Linked DNA regions of Homo sapiens: region 2 is linked to region 1. The links are chromatin contacts, found by Hi-C in ENCODE. All regions are on one chromosome and are shown on one strand. The core of a region is the stretch at or near the end of the contact, and the rest is flanking DNA. Distances in the headings are between cores, read along the strand shown. Region 1 holds the start of ZIC3 (Zic family zinc finger 3). Region 2 holds the start of SOX3 (SRY-box transcription factor 3).

Evidence for each region. Hi-C counts contacts between places; a loop is a spot of excess contacts on that map. Pooled maps may share reads with other maps.
Region 2: a pooled map shows a loop between it and region 1 (26-fold over the local background). The contact joins the promoter of SOX3 here to the promoter of ZIC3 in region 1. A Hi-C loop is called at or near these places in 5 of 37 single-sample maps with no recorded cell type and 10 of 50 pooled maps.

The regions. Positions count from the first base shown.
Region 1 is chrX:137,562,341-137,567,909 of GRCh38, reverse strand. It overlaps ZIC3 (Zic family zinc finger 3), which reads right to left and starts at 1,783. Exons shown (of 3, transcript NM_003413.4): 1 at 159-1,783. The coding sequence starts at 1,218. LINC02931 (long intergenic non-protein coding RNA 2931) reads left to right here and starts at 3,426. Exons shown (of 3, transcript NR_186571.1): 1 at 3,426-3,579. RefSeq lists an enhancer at 797-1,382.
Region 2 is chrX:140,502,256-140,507,763 of GRCh38, reverse strand. It overlaps SOX3 (SRY-box transcription factor 3), which reads left to right and starts at 2,695. Exons shown (of 1, transcript NM_005634.3): 1 at 2,695-4,779. The coding sequence starts at 2,704. The coding sequence ends at 4,044. RefSeq lists promoters at 2,457-2,743, 2,254-2,962.

The DNA.
Region 1 (5,569 bases), core at 534-3,033:
CTAGGGGTGGATGGTCACTGACAGCGCTTCTTTTTCGAGCGGCCGTTGCGGGGCGTCGCCCCTTTCCCTGGCCGCCACCTCTCTCCCTCGCGCTCTAAGTCCGCTGCGTGACGGGGTATCGCCAGTGGAACCCACGCCCGCCTGCTTTTTTCCCTTACCTGTGTGGGTCCTCTTGTGGATCTTGAGGTTCTCAGAACGGGCAAAGATCTTCCCGCAGCCCGGGAAGGGGCATGGGAAGGGCTTCTCGCCCGTGTGCACTCGGATGTGGTTGACCAGTTTGTACTTCGCCTTGAAAGACTTGCCCTCCCGGGGGCACTCCTCCCAGTAGCAGACGTGGTTGTTCTGCTCCGGGCCCCCCACATGCTCCATGGTGACATGTGTCACCAGCTCATGCATGGTGCTGAAGGTCCGGTCGCAGCTCTTCTTGGGCCGGCTCAGCTGAGCCTCGTCGATCCACTTGCACGACAGCTCCTGCTTGATAGGCTGCCGCATATAACGGAAGAAGGCGCCGGGCCCGTGGTGGGCCGCCACGTTCACTCCCATGTTCATGTTCATGGGGCTGTAGTTAGGAAACTGAGCGCCGGCCGCGTAGGGGTCCGTGCGCGGGCTGGCCACTGGGCGGTATGGGTCAGCACGGCCGAACAGCTCCCCACGCAGCCCCAGGTGGACCTGGTTGTTGTCCACGTGCCCTGTGGGCGACGGGTGCCCAGCGCCCTGCTCATGCAGCCCGGGAAACAGCAAGTAGCTAGGGGGCTCGGGGATGCCAGCTGGAGCATGCAGGCTGCTCGCCGAGCCGGCGAAGAGCCCGTGCTGCCCGCCACCCGAGGCCGCCTCACTGAGCCCGGAGCTGCGCTGGCGGAACAGAAACTCGCGCGTTGAGTTGAAGGCGGCAGAGGCAGCGCCACCGTAGCTGGGCACCTGGCTGGTGTGGTGATGATGGTGATGGTGGTGGTGATGGTGGCCCAGGGCGTTGGCGTAGCCCGAACCCTGCGGCGTGAAAGCCGAGCTCTGGCCTGAAGATAGATCGTGCGCCGCGGCAGGGCTCAGCTTGAAGGCAGCGGCGGCGGCGGCGGCGGCGGCGGCGTGGGTTGAGTCCCCGAAGGGATTCAGCCCCATGCCTGCCGGCTCACGGTTGGGCATCTCGTGGTGGCGCGGCGCGCCGAAGCTGCCCACTCCCAGCCCAGGGAACTGCGGGCCTCCGTCCAGGAGCATCGTCATGGGTGGGACGTTCTGGGCACAGGCGATCCGGCCGAAGTGAGAGAGGGTACCGGCGAAGGAGGAGATCTCCGAAGTGCCGTAGTCGGAAAGGGGTGGCGGCGGTTGGACACTGCGGGGAGACCCCCAAGGCGCTACCAGGGGCTGCAACTTTCCGTCACTGCAAGAGTCTCCTGCAGAGGGATAGGAGGGAGGAGGGGAAGAAAGAGCAGGGAGGGGGTGTTGGCGGGGGGAGGAGGAGGGAGGAGAAGGGAGGAGAAAAGACTCGGACTAGATCTGGTTTAACAAACTAACAGGCGCGCACAAAGAAAAATAAGCAAAATAGTAAGTGGAGGGCGGAGTTTGCCAATCCTGTCCCGGGCACCCCTCCTCTCCCCGAGTGCACAGAACCGCGGGGCCAGGAGGCTCCCTGGGTACCGGCCTCCGGGCTGGGCTGCGCCAAGTGGCGGAGCCGGCTAGCGGCCGGGCAGGCGGGCAGCGGGCAGTAGGCAGGCTCGTTACTCGCCGCTTGCCGCTCGCCGCGCGAGTCCCAGCCTCTTCGCCTCCAGAGTAATGTCCTTGGACTGATAAAGTCAATCACTCACTCCTCGCACATAAACCGAGCGGGAGGCCGCGAGGCGCGCGCCAATGGGGAGCCAGCTGGCCCGCGGTCACCTGACCTCCGGCCGGACTGCCCATTGGCCGCCGCGAGGCTGATTGGCAGCGCGGAGCGGAGAACATGGCAGCCGCGGCCGAGCGACCCCCGCTGATTGGGCAGCCGCCGGGTGCCTGGCAGGTGAGGCGGCGGCTGCCGGGCGGCCGCGAGTGGGCTCCACCGGGCTTGAGTGGCTGCGGGGAACTGGGGCCAGGCTCCAGCCGGCAAACGGCGGGACGCCGCCGGGACTCTCGCGGGCTTTCCCCCACCCCTCGCGGGCTCTTTGCCCCGCGAGGATCGGTCCCACTGCTGCGCCGATGGAGGAGACGCGGCGCTCAACGTCCAGTCCTGCTTGGGCCCCCGCTGCCTCACCACCTTGAGAACATGTCCCCTCTGTAGCTGCAGGGCGCAGATCCTGGGGAGAGCGCAGCAGTTTCGCGCTCCCGGTCCAGCCGCTGCGTCCACCTCCAATCACTGCGAGTTCTGATGGCCTCGAGGCCGGGACCCAGGCCGGGATAGTTCGCCGTTTGTGCCCCCAACCTGTCGGCAGCTGTCCGAGACCCAAAGGAGAAGAAACGATTACAATTAGAGCTGATCTCCGTTACTTCCGTCTGCGCCAAGCGTTGACCCTTTAGTTTGTGAGCAGCGGCCGTACTCGCCGCTGCCCACTTCCCGAATTACACACCGGGCACGACACAGCAAACATATACAACGCAGTAAACCCAAGCACACAGTAGGAAACAAGCACACAACACAGTAAACACAAGCGCACCACAGGAAACAAACACGACATATGAAATACGCACACAACACAACAAAGTAAGCACATACAACACAGTAACATAAACTACGCACAACACAGCAAACACAGAAACACAACTAAACACAACAGAGCAAATACACATAACAGCGAGCATACCCACAAATACAAAACATGCAAAGAACACTTTTAGCCAGTGTACGCAAAACATGCACACAACACACTAAACACATAATAAACACACTAGACACACACAGTATCAGGGTGGTTTCCAAATCACTAGGCTAATCAGCTTTGAATTCTCAACATTTTCAAATGCAAAAGTCGTGTTGGGGGTTGCTGATGCTGAATGGGGACTGTGACATGGAATTTTCTTTCCTCTGAACAGCCAAGGCTTTACTCTCTTCTACTCCTACCCGGAGAAGGTAAAGCATGTAGTGACCTCAGGGACTGCTTACCCCTTAAGGATTTACTTCCAGGGGTGTGTGTGAAAGTCCTCTCGCCTTCTGTCTGTTGCAAGGTCTTTCTGACATAATGACCAGGTTCAGACAAGGCTATAAATTCACTCATTTTTGTGTCCTGCAAGGCATTTGCAAAGAATGCAGAAGAGAGTGGAAAGAAAAGGCAGAGAGAAAGATGGCTGTGATTGTCACATCCCTAGCTGGGCCAAGCCCCAAAGTCTGCGCCTTGAGGCAGCCTCACAGCCTGGCCGCCATCTCTCTGTAGGAAATAGAACATCTGATCAAGTTCAGAGGCGCCAGGAGAGACCGCCTTAAGCAGCGCTTTATAACTGCAGCCTTTCACTTCCTGCTCCCCAGTCTGCCTGGCCCAGCCAACACTTCACCTTCTTTCTTAGCCAGTTTGCTGGGAGAACACCCTACCGGTAGCACATCTTACCGTATTCACCCCCTCCCATCAAACTCGCCCCAATTCTCTCTCCACATCCAGAGCTCTCTCCCCAGGTTGGAAGGTGAGTTCACTGCTGACTTAAATTATTGCGTCTGCCGAACATAGGCTCTCCAAGAATGGTTTCAGTGCCTCTCAGCAGAGGGTTTCTTTGGGGGGGTAGGGGGGCGCTGGTGTGTTCAGAGAACAAATATGCTTAAATCATGCAAATGAATCCCCTGGAGTCAGGTTTACAAAAAAGGAGGATTGCCTTTCTTCCCCCCCCCCCCCCCGCCCCACCTTTCTTTTCACTTTCTCCTTTATTTCCTCTCTTCCCTCTACCTCTCTTCACCTCCCACCAACCCCAACCGCCCTTGGCTAAGTAGTTGGTTTGAAAAAGTTTGGATTTCCTCACTGAGCTGGTCCCGCGGACAGCGGTTCTCGAGACTAGGGGACCGGGAAGGGGCGGCTGTCGAGCTCTGGCCGGGCCAGCGCTGATGCGAGAGTTTCCGGGGAGTCCCGCCAGGTACCCCGAGAATCGAGGGCCTTGCGCGATTGCAACTGGGTGAAGGGCTCAGAAGGGGGGCAGCCGAGGGAGCTCATCATGCCCCTATTTGGGAAGGGGTCTTGAGCTCAAGGCAGGGGGAAGTTGCCGCCGCTGACCTACCCGGTGCCCAGTGTCCGTTTTGATACGGCCACATTCCGATAATTAATTGCCTCCAGCACGTGCTCTGTAGTCCCTGGAACAAAAAGGCATAATTCAATTAGATCATCAACCGAGAAGTGGGGAGGTGGGGGCCGGGGGGGTGGATGCTTGTTAAGGGGGCAGACCTGAGGCGATTCAGCCAGGCCAAAATCCCGGGCAATGGAGCCCTTCACGGGACAGCCGGGCCCATCCTGAGAGTGCGGTTCTGAGGGGGTGTCGTTGTTCTGTGGGACGCAGGGGTCCCAGATGCGCGCAAAAGGACGAGGCTGGGGGCTTTGTGAACAGCAGGTCAGAGGCAGGCCATTTCTAAGTCGGTTTCAGTTGGTTTGAGTGGGAGTTTCCTTATTTGGGGAGGGGGACCCCTGACCCTTAAAAGAGGGTAGAAAGCAAAATCCCTCCAGATAAAGCTAGTTACTGCACATGAAAACAAAGTCCCCACCCCCAACAAAGCAAATCACTGCTGTTGGGGGGGAAAAATCGCGAAGTTTTTCTTATGACTTAGAGCTTCTCTCCTCCCCAAACTTGATTTTCAAGAGGAGACTCTGGGAACAACTTCGGGGAACAGGGCGCTTTGGGGAGCTGAGTCTGAGAACAGAGTGGTGGCAGAAGAGGGAAAGCTAAGAGGAGAAAAGTTTTTCCTACACACAGGCAGAGGTGAGGGGATGGAGACAACTCTCGTGTTTTCGTTTTTCAGGTGGAGACAGGAGTCACAGCTCTAGTCAGGGAGGACAACTCGAACCCAGGGGTCGTGGTTCTATAGCTGAGGCTCCCTCAGCAGCTTTGGCTTACTAGGGTTTACATGTGTAGTAGGCAACGTAAATTAACCAATAAATCTCTTTTATGTGTCCCCAAGTTGTATGTGGTCGGGTCTAAATATCCACATGTTTGTATGGATAGGAAATATAATGGGATCCTTTCCCTCACACTGAGTTCAAACGGTAAATAGGAAAAAGATTTATTTTTATGCCCAAATCTAAAGCAGTAAATAAAATCAGAAAAACTGATCACTTCTAAACCAGCAAAGCTTTTGAGCCCGATTTTTAGAATCCATCTTGAAGAAGCAGTAGGGAAACAGAACGTCCTGAGGGGCAGTAGGGTAGGACCGGGTTCTTCCTACAACCCAGAGCCCAACTCCACAGCACTTTTCTCTTCCGTCGAACCTCCGAAAAACAGAACATACACAGCACATTGTGTTATCATGCAGCATTTCTTTCTAAACACATTTTATGTGGTGGACATGAAATTATCCTGATTCGGTGACCTAGTAATTTTCTTTAAGTTCAAGGGAAACGCTGCGGTCTTTTCTTCTGTTTTGTATTTAGAAAAGACTTGCAATCTAACACTCGCAACATTTTAAAGGCCCTTTAAA
Region 2 (5,508 bases), core at 1,446-3,945, 2.9 Mb before region 1:
TGATTTATTTCCAGCCTTCCCCCATCTCCCCACGCCCGCAATGGTAACCTTGCTTGTCTATTGAAATGATAGCTTGTATTTAGAAAGTGTCCTGGCAAGAGTTTCCAAGGAAATCTGGCGTGGCTCTTACTTGAGAATGTGCAGATCACCCCAGAACCACCAGATACGGAGATTTTATGTATCTACCCCCCGAGAGGGAGCTGGCCTCAGCGAGAAGCCGGGAGAATTGGGAGAGTGTGCCTGGTCCTGGCAAAAGACTGCTGTAAATCTGGCAGGAGGATGTAGGGCAAAAATGAGCTCACCTAAGCCTCGGGCTAAGTGTGATCAAATGTCAGACAGCTGGGAGCAGTGACTAGTTTCCCCTGGTAATCTGCTGCGGGGAGGGTGTCGGCCCAGCACCGTATCCCCTGCCTTGGGAAATATGCAGCCCAGGCGCTGTCACTGCAACGTTTACTTGGGTCCTAAAACTTGGAAAGAAACCTGACATCTGTGAAGCTACTGGACGCCAGGCCGCGCGTCGGTTGGGTAGTTTCCTAAAACGCGCTTCACTTAGCAACAGCCTCCAGGGCCCAGAAAAGCCCAGAGAGGGCATGCGGGAAAGACGGCAGGAGGGCAGAGATATTGCACATTGGCTTCTGTAGGAGAGGATGGATTTGCCTAAGAAAGTTTGACCTTGTCGGCCACTTCGCCAAGAAAACAGGTGCAGGTAGGGATTGCCTAATCATTATGTTTTCTGAGACGTACTTATCAGCTCACGTTCGCTACGCGCGCGCGCGCGCGCGCGCACACACACACACACACACACACACACACACACACTGTATCTACACACAGAAGCCTTCCAGAGAGTTTACTTACATTTAAAACCCTAAATCCGTATACCCATCCAGTTGACTGCAGCCCTTGGCTGCAGAATACTCAGATCAAGTGGAACACAAACTTAAGGGGCAAGTTTCCAGACCCCAAACTTCCGAGAGATGATGCCGACTGGGAGCCGGGATTCTTTTGCCAGAGGTCCGCCTGGCCGAGAGGGGGCTGGCCTGCCCTGAGCCTCCACTCCCCCCCTGACCCCACTAACAAGCCGAAGAGGCGTACTTTTTAATTCGTGGAGAGAAAGGGGGAAGAGCCCAGCATGCAGAAGTCCCGGGATCGCCTGGTCTTGCATTAACGCTAAGACGCTAGAAACCTGGGATTCCCCCATGCGCCCCCCACCCACTTAAGATTATGCTTTCCGTTTAGTTCCCCACCTTTCCACGGGGCTAGGGATGATGGGGGGGCGAGACCCCACACCGTATGGACACCTTATTTTAGTTTCTGCCAAATCTGCCGGGATGGCTTCTCATTCCCACTCGCTACCTCGGGCTGCTCCGAGAGTTTCAAACGCTGTGCCACTCGCTTCAGCTGGCAGTGGCGATTATCGGGGTTTCCTCTCCCCGCAGCCAGAGTTCCCGCGCCGCTAGTCTTTGGCAGATAACCCAACAAGCAAGTGAATGTCCCGCTCCGAATCTCAGGAAGTCTCTAAAACAATAAAAGAGACGGACGGAATCCGTTAGCAGAGCCTGCTCCCGGGGGAGGCGGCGAGGCTGCGCGCCCAGAGTAGCGCTCAGCGGTCCCGGCAGGTGCGGGGGCAGTGGAGGGGGCCCGGCGGTTCGCCCGGAGGACGGCCTCGGCTCCGCTCCGGCCAACGTTCCCCCCTCCAAGAAACTTTTCTTTCACTCTGAGAGGCTCCGTGTTGCCATGAAAACGGATTTTCCAAGGGGCCCGACCCTCCCCCTCAGGGGCATCGGACTGGAAAAACCGAAATGGCCACAGAGCAGAGACAAAAAGGGGCCGCTAAGCGGGGGCCAGGATCGAGAGAGCGGAGGCCAGTTCACCCCCTACGTCCCACACATACTTTCCACACCACCTTGTGCGAGCGCCTCCGACAGGCTCAGGAGACGGGCGACTGACTGCTTGCCCGCCCTCCTGCAAACCCCCAAGAGCCTCACAGCCGAATGCACCCCGCAGTCCTGAAGCCTGTCTCCCATGCCCGGGCCCCTGACCCACGCTGCGTCCTGGACGCACTGGCCCTCCTAGAGAAAGATCTGGACAACCAGCGGCCAATTCCAGGGAGAGCTTCTTGGAGACGCAGCCAGGAGCACTTCCAATGAGCCTGGAGTCCCTAAGCCGGCCTGGGTAGCTGGTGGTGCCCTGCGTTCCTAGCGCTGGCAGCAGAAGCGGCCAGAAAACCTCCGTGCAGACAACGGGAAGCTTTGCGGGCTGGCCGGGGGATGGGGCGCCGGTCTGCCTTGACAGGGTTGCAAAGTTGTTTTCTAAATTCCGAAGGCGCCCCTCTGCCCCCTCCCCCCAATCTGCTTGCGTGCCCCCTCCCCCCTCCCCCCGTCACCTCCTCAGGTTTCGTTCTTTCAAACTTTTTGAAACCCTAATTGGTGGCCTCTGAGTGGGCCTCGTGGACTCCCGCCTCCTAAGTAACTCTTACCACGTCACTAGGCCAAAGAGGGGCGTGGGGTGAACGAAAGGGCTCCCCGAACTTTTTTTTTTCCAGCCAGGCCGAACGGGGGCTCGGTAATGATTGGCCAGGGCGCATCACTGCGAACCTGTCAATCACGGGTCCTCCGGGTTGCGAGGGGCGGACCAAGCCCCAACCCCGGGGAATCCGAGCAGGTATATAAGGGGCCCAGCTAGAGCCCAGGCAGACTGTGAATGCGACCTGTTCGAGAGAACTCATCAGGTGCGAGAAGCCCGCGGGTTCCTGCTGATTTGGCGCGGAGCATTTTGATAAGCCTACCCTTCCCGCCGGACTCGCTGGCCCACAGGCCCCCAAGCTCCGCTCCGACGGAGTCCCAGGGCCTTTTCACCGTGGCCGCTCCAGCCCCGGGAGCGCCTTCTCCTCCCGCCACGCTGGCGCACCTTCTTCCCGCCCCGGCAATGTACAGCCTTCTGGAGACTGAACTCAAGAACCCCGTAGGGACACCCACACAAGCGGCGGGCACCGGCGGCCCCGCAGCCCCGGGAGGCGCAGGCAAGAGTAGTGCGAACGCAGCCGGCGGCGCGAACTCGGGCGGCGGCAGCAGCGGTGGTGCGAGCGGAGGTGGCGGGGGTACAGACCAGGACCGTGTGAAACGGCCCATGAACGCCTTCATGGTATGGTCCCGCGGGCAGCGGCGCAAAATGGCCCTGGAGAACCCCAAGATGCACAATTCTGAGATCAGCAAGCGCTTGGGCGCCGACTGGAAACTGCTGACCGACGCCGAGAAGCGACCATTCATCGACGAGGCCAAGCGACTTCGCGCCGTGCACATGAAGGAGTATCCGGACTACAAGTACCGACCGCGCCGCAAGACCAAGACGCTGCTCAAGAAAGATAAGTACTCCCTGCCCAGCGGCCTCCTGCCTCCCGGTGCCGCGGCCGCCGCCGCCGCTGCCGCGGCCGCAGCCGCTGCCGCCAGCAGTCCGGTGGGCGTGGGCCAGCGCCTGGACACGTACACGCACGTGAACGGCTGGGCCAACGGCGCGTACTCGCTGGTGCAGGAGCAGCTGGGCTACGCGCAGCCCCCGAGCATGAGCAGCCCGCCGCCGCCGCCCGCGCTGCCGCCGATGCACCGCTACGACATGGCCGGCCTGCAGTACAGCCCAATGATGCCGCCCGGCGCTCAGAGCTACATGAACGTCGCTGCCGCGGCCGCCGCCGCCTCGGGCTACGGGGGCATGGCGCCCTCAGCCACAGCAGCCGCGGCCGCCGCCTACGGGCAGCAGCCCGCCACCGCCGCGGCCGCAGCTGCGGCCGCAGCCGCCATGAGCCTGGGCCCCATGGGCTCGGTAGTGAAGTCTGAGCCCAGCTCGCCGCCGCCCGCCATCGCATCGCACTCTCAGCGCGCGTGCCTCGGCGACCTGCGCGACATGATCAGCATGTACCTGCCACCCGGCGGGGACGCGGCCGACGCCGCCTCTCCGCTGCCCGGCGGTCGCCTGCACGGCGTGCACCAGCACTACCAGGGCGCCGGGACTGCAGTCAACGGAACGGTGCCGCTGACCCACATCTGAGCACCGGCCTGCGCTCGTCCACCCTTGTTCCCCACCCCCACCCCCACTCCCGCCCCGCACCCCCAAGTTGGGACGCCTTGTTTAGCTTTGCTTGCCTGGGACTGTTGCCTTGTACCGATGATGGGGAGGGCTGAAAGTTTTGCTGTAGCTGTCGGGTTTTGTACAAAAGCAAAAATAAGTCAGGAGCAGCGAAAATGGGACTTCTAGAGAGCTCTCTTGCCCCACGCCGCTGCTCCTTTCACCTTTGTAGGCTGGGAATCGCTGTGTTATTTGCAAAGAAAAAACAGCCCCCACTCCTCCTCCTGAGTTCCAGGGTTATTCTGTTACATTTGAAAATGTTGTCTTGTTAGTTTGCAGTTAGCCAAGGAGTGAATGGGAGAAACATAGTATCGGGTGAGGCCAGCTGGAGAACTGCAACGCCTACGCCCCCAGTCGTGTCGCGTCTGTTTTCCTCGTGGTTTTTTGGGGCGCTGACCGCTCCAAGCAGCGCGGCAGCTAAAGCCAATGTTAATTTATAGCCAGGTGTGCGTGTGTCTCCCGCCTCGCCGCCCCTGGCCGCGGGACAGCTTCTGTCCAATCATGTTGAGTTGGTGATTTCTGCCGTGATCTGTTTGATATTTCTTCGCGCTAATGTGTTCAGATTTCGTTTGGGTAGTGGGGAGGGGCTACTTTGTTTCAGGGTTTTCAAGCTTTTACTCTTAATTCCTAAATGAGATCAATAAATTTTATAACCAACATGATGGAGTCCTGATAATTTTGCGGCCCTGAAACTTTTTTGCAGGTTGGGGAGGAACCAACACTCGGTTTTACAACTGAGATCCCATCCTAGGGGCGGGGTGGGACCTGGGGGGAGGCAAGCATAATCTGAAATGGTTTCCTTTTAACTACTGGTGATCCACCATACACCAGCTTCCAATATTCTCAACTGAAACTCGGAACAGAGTTCCGAGTCTTCCAGGAGCGTCTCCCGAGAGCGGGCACACAGTAGTAGCTAATGCGCAGAGCCCGCGGCCGCGCACTTGTTGATCGCAGTGAGCGTCTGCTGAAAGTGTCTGCTGCCGCAGCCACGCGAGGCGGGGCTGGAAAGGCGCGGCCGCTGAAACCGACCAAAAACGGGGCACTTTTACCTTTGTGCACTGGGGCGGGAAGACATTTGAGCCTAGCTGAAATATTTACAAAACGAAAACCCTTCGGAAATCTCGATGATCCTATTAAAAATAAATGGTTACAGGGATCCCCAGCAGGAAACAAATACGTTTCAACCCTGGTAGCTGAACCGCCGGAGTCAACATTCAGCGCTGGAAGATTTGGTATTAAAAAGTACTCCTTAGATTTTCAAAGATCTCCGAAACTCCTCCCAGGCGTTTTGTTTTTAACATGTCAACTCAGTCCACCTATTTGTTTTCCAGAGAAGGCTCCTTTTCATCCAGAGTCTCGAGCCCGCTTTCTACTCCATCCCCCTCC